Regions from separate parts of the Homo sapiens genome. Here region 2 is linked to region 1. The links are chromatin contacts, found by Hi-C or POLR2A ChIA-PET in ENCODE. All regions are on one chromosome and are shown on one strand. The core of a region is the stretch at or near the end of the contact, and the rest is flanking DNA. Distances in the headings are between cores, read along the strand shown.

What was found. A loop is a pair of places that touch in the nucleus more often than their neighbours do. ChIA-PET counts read pairs that join two places held with the same protein, here RNA polymerase II (POLR2A). Pooled maps may share reads with other maps.
Region 2: a pooled map shows a loop between it and region 1 (2.8-fold over the local background). The contact joins the enhancer-like site here to the promoter of LINC02043 in region 1. A Hi-C loop is called at or near these places in 5 of 50 pooled maps. POLR2A ChIA-PET finds 5 or more read pairs at or near these places in 4 of 52 experiments (Panc1, activated naive CD4-positive, alpha-beta T cell, endothelial cell of umbilical vein and 1 more).

Annotation. Positions count from the first base shown.
Region 1 is chr3:186,823,885-186,827,904 of GRCh38, reverse strand. It overlaps LINC02043 (long intergenic non-protein coding RNA 2043), which reads left to right and starts at 2,384. Exons shown (of 4, transcript NR_125409.1): 1 at 2,384-2,598; 2 at 3,193-3,463. It also overlaps the pseudogene MCF2L2P1. RefSeq lists a silencer at 312-551.
Region 2 is chr3:187,100,055-187,104,074 of GRCh38, reverse strand. No RefSeq gene overlaps it. Among named protein-coding and RNA genes, the nearest start is that of RPL39L, 37 kb to the left of the region's middle. RefSeq lists an enhancer at 2,105-2,154. Within about 2 kb of position 2,159, at least 30 of the 41 ENCODE cell types and tissues checked have a DNase peak (open chromatin) inside an H3K27ac peak, as active enhancers do; they include endothelial cell of umbilical vein, where a contact is called at or near this core.

The sequences.
Region 1 (4,020 bases), core at 1,135-3,634:
CGGGAGGCTGAGGCAGGAGAATTGCAGGAACCTGTGAGGCGGAGGATGCAGTGAGCAGAGATTGCGCCATCGCACTCCAGCCCGGGTAACTGGAAAACTAATTTTTAAACTAACAAATCCAAACGTAAATCTCTCAGCAGTTACCTTGGAACCACCCCCTCTGAATTAACCTGTCAGGTGCTAAGTGGCTTGCACACCCGGTCCACTGCCAGGCTGGGCAGCCGGCGCTGGCGGGTGGGAGCAGCCCCGAGCCAGCTCCGGCTCCTCCTAGGCTCGGCCGAGCCTTAGGAGGCGTGGCCTCCGCGAGCGTCTGCCTCCGCCCGCCGCGCTCGCGCAGGCGCACTAGGGGTCCCCGTCCCGCGAGGTCCTTCGCCGGGCGGCGGGAGCTAGACGAGCACGCAGGGCACCCCTCGGGCTCCCGGGAGGCGGCCCTGGGCGTCCCCTTTCTGCCGCCGCCGCGGCCCCGGCTGCTTTCTGCGTAGCTGGGCAGGGCCCGGGCCCCCACATCGCCTCTCTCGGGAATGCGGGCGCTCTGGAGCCGGGGAGCCGGGGCGACCGCAGGGAGGGCAGCTCTCCGGGGTGGAGGTCCTCGGGCGCCGCGCCCTCGCCTGGAAACCAGCCGTCGCCCCCGCAGGAGTCAGCCGGCGTGGACGCCCCAGCACGCTCCTTCTTGGTGCTGCCGGTCGCCCTGCAATTCCGAGAAGAAAGTCAGAGACGCCGTGGCCCACAGAGGCGCTTAGTTTTCCTCGCTCACACTCACGTTGCTTCCTCATCGCGTTCTTCTTTTTCTCCCTGGGTGCTTTCTCTCCTCTCCAGGAAAGCGGATTTGGAGGAACAGGTTTCGTGACTGTCATCCAACTGGAAAAGGCCCCGCGAGCTGGAAGGGGGGGCGGGGGGGGGGACGGGTGCACCCTCAGAGTTATTGCTGGAGGCTGTGGCCAGGCCGGGCAATGTGGTGACTTCCGCTGGCAGGCTGAGGCCCACCCCAGCCCTCCCACCTGGGCCACGGGGCTCTCAGCGGGAGCCCCAGTTATGACCGGACACCAGCGCACCGCCAAGGAGACAGCCACGTGGGGACATGCCGGGCTAGCAGGGTCAGAGCCACTTTGAGGACTAGTGACCTCGGTTCCCTGGCTTAACCAGGTCCTTATGGGTGAGAATCCTGAAGAGGGGGAGAGGGATGGAGGCGAGGGACAGTAGGCAGGAGGAGCTGATGAATAGGAAGGAGGAAGAAGATGAAATAAACAAGAAAGAAAGAAATTACGTTCAGAGCGCTGCTCACCTTTTCCATGTCTTCTGCACCTTCATAGCCTTCAAAGGTGTCCATGGAGCTAAACTCCCTGCTGGAGCAGCCTTGGGGAAAGAAAGGAAAGGATGGGGCCTCTCTGGGGTGGGAGGACAGCCCCTCTGCCCATGGCAGGGTGTAGCAGGCAGTGCCTGTTGCAGGCGGGGTCCTCCCCATCTCTAACTCCTGCTCTCCCAGGGCCTGCACTCCGCTGGGCTGTGAAGGGAGTCTGATTTTTTCAGGCTCTTTCCAGCGCTGAAATGCCTTAATTCACTGAGAAGAAGCGTCCACATGCTTTTCATGGCCCTACCTCCCTGTTCGTCCAAGAAAACAGTCGTCTTTTTTGCTTGCCTGTCTTCTAACCATGCCTCCGTCCCTTCTTCCTCCCCTGTCTATTTCCCACCCTCCTCCCCTTCTTGCCTCCTTTTCTTTCCCGTAATTAATGTCCATTTCCCATCTCCCTGGCAGCCTCTGCCAAGTGTCACTGCTCCCCATAAGGGAAAATAAGAGGAACAAGCAAGTGCATCCATCCCTGCCTCTCTCCGCAGTGAACTGATAAACCCATCAGTCTTGCCCGTGGTGCACCTGTTACATCCCCGGGAGGTGTTGGACACTGTGGGGAACAGCAGCCACCGCCAAATACTCAGCAACTGCCCTGTGCCTGGTGGGATGGTAGGCGTTTGTCAAAGTTTAAGCCTCACAACCCTGTAAGGGTCTCAGCCCCCTTTACAGTTGGGGAAACAGACAGCAATGGTCACTTGGCCAAGTCCTCTTGGCCTGTGGCAGGGCAGCTGGCTTCTCCAGCCCTGCTGCTCTTTACCCTCGCTCTGAGTGAGATGCGGTTTCTGCGCCACACGGCTCACAAGCCAGGGTAGGGAGCCGAGCATCTGCATAAAGCTCCCAGCACAGGGCAGCCCCAGACTGAGGCTCGGCTGAGTAATCCACGCGGCGGGAGCCGTGCTAGGAAAGTGTCTGCTCAGGCGAGAATTCAGGGAGGTTTGGGCAGGCCTTGAGGGGCGGACAGGACTGGAGAGGGAGGGCCTTCTGGGCAGAGGCATGGCGGGAGGGCTGTAGGCGGCAGTGGAGGGAGCTGCAGTTATCTGGGTGAGCAGGCAGCGGACAAGTGACGTCTCCCGGCCTGCTGCCCCAGGCCCCCCACAAGCCGCGTTCTGGGGCCGTGGCCTCCCCAGAGCAGATCAGTGGGGGCTGTGTGAGCAACACTGGGGGCAGCTGGGCAGCGCCTCCCTGGAGGCCCCTCTGAAATCCCGCCGGATGCTGGCAGGCTCCAAGGGGGCTGGACACCATCTTCTCAGGTTGAAGCAAGTCCTGGTTGAGTTCCTAGTCCAGGAGGTGGGATGGGTGAGGGGTGGAGGGCAGAGGAGAAACTGCGTCAGGGATGTGTCCGCCACCTTCATCCTCCAGACGGGACTTGGGAGCGGCTGCAGGAAACCCTGAGAGATTCCTCTTTAGGGAAGTCATCCAGCCCTGGGGTCCCCTTATGCCGGGAGCAGTGAGGACAGAAGAATGACCATCTATCTTGCTGAAAGCTCTGTGAGGGAGGAACGGAAGAACGGAGGGAGCTACGACCTTGACCATCCCCTGAGTGTCCATGGCCTCTGTGCTCCGGATGATGCCGGGGCTGCCAGGGACCACAGAGCCACCCACTGGGAGGCTGGGGGTTGGCCTGGCTCAGGGGCGTTCGTCAGCCATAGACACCCACAGCATGTGGTGGGCAGGGCTGGGAGGTGACACAGGAACTGAAAAACCTGAGAAGCTCCAGCCACTCCGCAGGGTAAGTGCCACCTGGGGTAAAATGATTAGCTGGTTCCAGCCCCTCCGCAGGGTAAGTGGCACCTGGGGTAAAATGACTGCCTGGAGCTGGCAGCTGCTTTCTCTGCTCTCCCCAGGGCCCTGCAGGGAAGCGTGGAAAGGCGGCACAGGGCTGGACCCAGAGGAGCTCTCAGATGCTGGACTGGACTGTTTCAGGGGTCATCTAGCCCATTCCCCGCCTCCAGGCGAGGATTTGCTTGAGCCTGGAAAGATGAAGGATCCTCCCAGTGCCGTCAAGCCCCGGATTCCACCTCCCTGTAGGTGGACTGCCAGCGCAGGCCCTGACAACGCAGAGAAAGACACAGGACCCAGCTGGGCCAGTGACAGCAGGAGCTCCTGGTGCCACAGGTGAGGGTGGGGACGCCTGGAGCACCATGGGGGTCCTGGTTTAGTCTACAGCAGGGTCTTAAAATAGGATGTAAGTGTTACATCTTGACACAGTGTACACATGCTGACACATATTAAAACAAATTTTACACAGCAGTATTATCCTGAGTATGAGTGACGCCTTTTAAGGAGTTTATATTCTATTAATTCCCTTTTTAAAATGCTGGTCCACATCCACTGAATTGATTTTATGACCTACTAATAATGTGTTATAACCCACAATTAGAAAGGCACCGTTCTAGGGCAGGGCAGAGGGAGACAGAAAAGAAAGAGAAGCAGAAAGGAAATAATAAGGACAAAGGGAAGGAAGAACAAAGTGAGGTCAGAGTGGAGGAGGGTGTTTTGTGGGAGGTCACACAAATGCCTGCCATGATGTCCCTTCAGCCCTCTCCTAACACAAACCACATCCCACTCTGTGTCTGCCCTTAAGTCTTTTCCATTGGACCCTGGGTTTATATTTTATTAATATAAAAGAATATATTTTTGGTGGAAGGGATATATAATAGAATATATATAAT
Region 2 (4,020 bases), core at 910-3,409, 280 kb before region 1:
AGCCAGGTGCGGTGGCGGACGCCTGTAGTCCCAGCTACTCGGGAGGCTGAGGCAGGAGAATGGCATGAACCCAGGAGGCAGAGCTTGAGTGAGCCGAGATCGCGCCACTGCACTCCAGCCTGGGCTACAGAGCGAGACTCTGTCTCAAAAAAAAAAGAAAAAGAAAAAGAAAAGGACAGAAAGGCACTGAACCTTTCATTATAACAGCCATCACTTTCCTCCTTTTCTGTCTTTCTTCTATGAGCACTAATGCCAGACACCAACCATTCTTGTGGCCTCTTCCTACTACCACGATGCTGCCACTGAAGCTGCAGACTTCTCATTGCCACACTGAGGTTTCAATATTTCATAGGTATTGCAGATAATCTGAACTCATGGGGTCTTCTCATATTTTCACTGTAGTCCTCTCTTCCTAGCCCACAAGACAGGGCCATAGAACAATCAGTGTTCCTATTCCCTTCTATTGTGGCCCCTTGAACTTAGGCCTCTGGTTCACCTAAGCTCTGCCCCCTCCCCTATGGACGATCAGGGAGCTCCTTACCAGTGGGGCCTGGGGCATGGAAGGCTGGAGGCAGTGAGGGATACAAGACTACATATTTGGTACAGTGTACACTGCTCAGGTGGCGGGTGGGGCACGGGGAGGCCCGTAGCGTCCCTATTTCCAGTCTCTGAGAGAGAGCCACATGTTTGAATGAACCCAGATTCTGCTGAAGTAAAACTCCTGTAACATATTTATTTCAAGTTTTAATGAAGAGATATTTCAATTTCTGGCCAAGATGGAGTAAAAGAGACTGGATTTACCCTCTTACATGAAACAAATAAAGAACATGAAAAAAATAACAATATTTAAAACATTGGAAATCAGGTAATAACGAATAGTGGATTCCTGAGGAACAGGAAGCAAACAAGTGGTATCCAAAGGGAACAAATTATTGCCAGGAAACTTAATTGCATCCCAGAACAAAGCTCAAGATATTGATAAAAATACAAAAATATCTAGCACCCCAAAAGAAAATACTTGCAATGTCTGGCATCCAATAAAAGATGACCAGTCATGCAAAGAAGCAGGAAAACGTTATCCATAGTTAGGAGTAAAATCAGCTAGAACTGACCCATAGATGATATACTTGATATAATTACTAGACAAAGACATAAAAATAGTTGTTAAAACTGTATTTTACATATTCAAGAAGCCAAAGGAAAGATCAAAACTATAATATCTCGGATAAAAACACTCTGGATGGGATTAATGGCAGACTTGATATTGCAGAGGAAAATATAAGTGAACTTGAAGACATGGCACTAGACACTACCCAAAATAAAATAGAAGAAAGAATAATTTAAACAATTTAGAAAGGACCAATGAGCTATGGAACAGCCTTAAGCAACCTAACATTCATGTTATTTGGTTCTCCAAAGGAGGGTGGGCATGGGGGTCCATACCTATAATCCCAGCACATTGGGAGGCTGAGGCAGGGGGATCACTTGAGGCCAGAGATTTGAGACCAGCCTGAGCAATAAAATAAAAATTTTCTTTGACGAGACAGGGTCTTCTATGTTGAGGGAGCCAGGCATGGTAGCATGCACCTGTGGTCCCAGCTACTCAGGAGGCTGAGGTTGGAGGATTGCTTGAGCCCAGCAGACTGAAGCTGCAGTGAGCTATGATCACACCACTGCACTCCAGCCTGGGTAACAGGAGAAGACTCTGTCTCAGAAAAAAAAAAAAAACAGATTTTTCAAATCTGATTAAAACTGTAAACATAGTTCCAAACAGCTCAAATAACCCTAAGCAGAAAAAAAAAAAACCCACAAAGAAAACTACAAGAAGGCATATCATACTCCCATTACTTAAAACTACTGATAAAGATTAAAAAATCTTAAAAGCAGTAAAAAAAAGACATTGAGAATGACATCAGCAAGAAGACAGAATAGGAATTTTCCAGCTCCATTTCTCCTCCCCCACCACACATACATACACAAATCCACTGGCAACTACTCACAGACAAAAACACCCTTGTGAATATTCCAGAACTTGAGAGTGAAGCTAAGACACCCCCTTATACCGCAGAACTGAGAACAGCCGCATGCCAAGAATAAGAGGAGTAGTTTCACTTTGGCCACATTGCTCCTCCCCCAAGCTGGCAACGTGCCACACATAGAGGATTCTCTGGGACCCATGGTTGTTACACAGGGAGGAGAGAGTTGGAGGTGAACATTCAGCTTTGCCACCATTCTGGGACCCTTCAGAGGAAGTGTTCTCTTGTCTCATCACACAGGAAGCACTGGGAGTATCAGCAGAGCTAGACATCTGAGATCACTTGGAGATAAAGAACAGATGTGGGGCTCACATCAACTAGTGCAGGAATCTTGGCAGCTGTCCTGCATTCAGGCCAGTGGAGGTGCACCACCAGAGAAGCTAGCCAACAGCGCTGCTCTGGACTAAGCACAGTCAACTGGTCTCTCAAATTCAGGTACCTGGCCAGCTTCCACAGCCAGTCCTGTTACCCTCCTTGAAATTTACCCAGGCTGGGAGATAGGGGCAGGGCAGTGATTATCTGTAAAGGGAGTATCTGGCCCCACCCAGCTCCATCAGCCAAAGAGCTAAAACACCAAGCCTCAGTGCTCTGCTTAAGGTTATCCTGGGATGAGAAGCAAGCTCAAGTTCACGCATATCTGTGAAGCATCGCCTCTGGCCCCGTCCACCCAGAGTAGTTAAGTAGTGATCCGAGAAGCCTTGCTCAGCCTCAGAGCCCAGCATGCAGTCCTGCCAAACTACAGATTCAAAACTGCAGTACTGGCCAACCAGAGAAGACAGCCTACAACACGGCCTGTCAAGGAGCAATCAAACAGCTCAGCCTTACTGCAGAGTCCAGCCACTGGTCTCATCAGACTGCGGAGCACAGCCAGCATTTCAGGTTTGTTTGTTTTTTTTAAAGGAGAACATTTTATTAATACTAGCTATTTCCAATAAATTCTCTGAATAATTGTAATGTTGTCTTTCTCTGTACTTCATGCCCTTAATATTACACTCATTTCTTTTATATATATGGTAAATTTAATTTCTCCTTTCTTAAAATTATTACTTTATTTCAGTAGCTTTTGGGGGTACAAGTGGTTTTTGGTTACATGGATGAATTCCACAGTGGTGAAGTCTGAGATTTTAGTGCACCTGTCACCCGAGCTGTGTACACAGTATCAAATATGTAGTCTTTTATCCCTCACTGCCCCGAACCTTCCCTGCCCCATGTCTCCAAAGTCCATTATATCACACTGTATATCTTTGTATCCTCATAGCTTAGCTACCACTTGTAAGTGAGAACATATGGTATTTGATTTTCCATTCCTGAGTAATTTCACTTAGAATAATGGCCTCTGGCCCCATCCAAGTTGCTTCAAAAGATATTATTTCATTCCTTTTTATGGCTGGGTAGTATTCCATATACCACATTTTCTTTATCTACTCATTGGTTGATGGGCACTTAGGCTGGTTCCATATCTTCACAATTGTGAATCGTGCTGCTATAAATATGTGTGTGTGTGTGTCCGTTTCATATAATGGCTTCTTTTCCTTTGTGTAGACACCCAGTAGTGGGATTGCTGGATTGAATGGTGAATCTGCTTTCAGTTTTTTTAAGGGCTCGCCATAGACGTTGTGCTAATTTACATTCCCACCAGCAGTGTAAAAGTGTTCCCTTTTCATCATATCCTCGTGAACATCCGTTTTTTTTTTATTTATTTTTTATTTTTTAATTATGGCCATTCTTGCCGGCGTAAGGTTGTATCTCATTGTGGTTTTAATTTGCATTTCCCTGATGATTAATGATGATGAGCATTTTTCATATGTTTGTATACTTCTTTTGAGAATTATCTACTCCTGCCCTTTTCCCACTTTTTGAAGGGATTATTTGGTCTTTTACTTGTGGATTTGTTTGAATTCCTTGTAGATTCTGGATACTAGTTCTTCATTGAATGTGTAGTTTGAAATATTTTCTCCCACTCTGTGGGTTGTCTGTTTGCTGA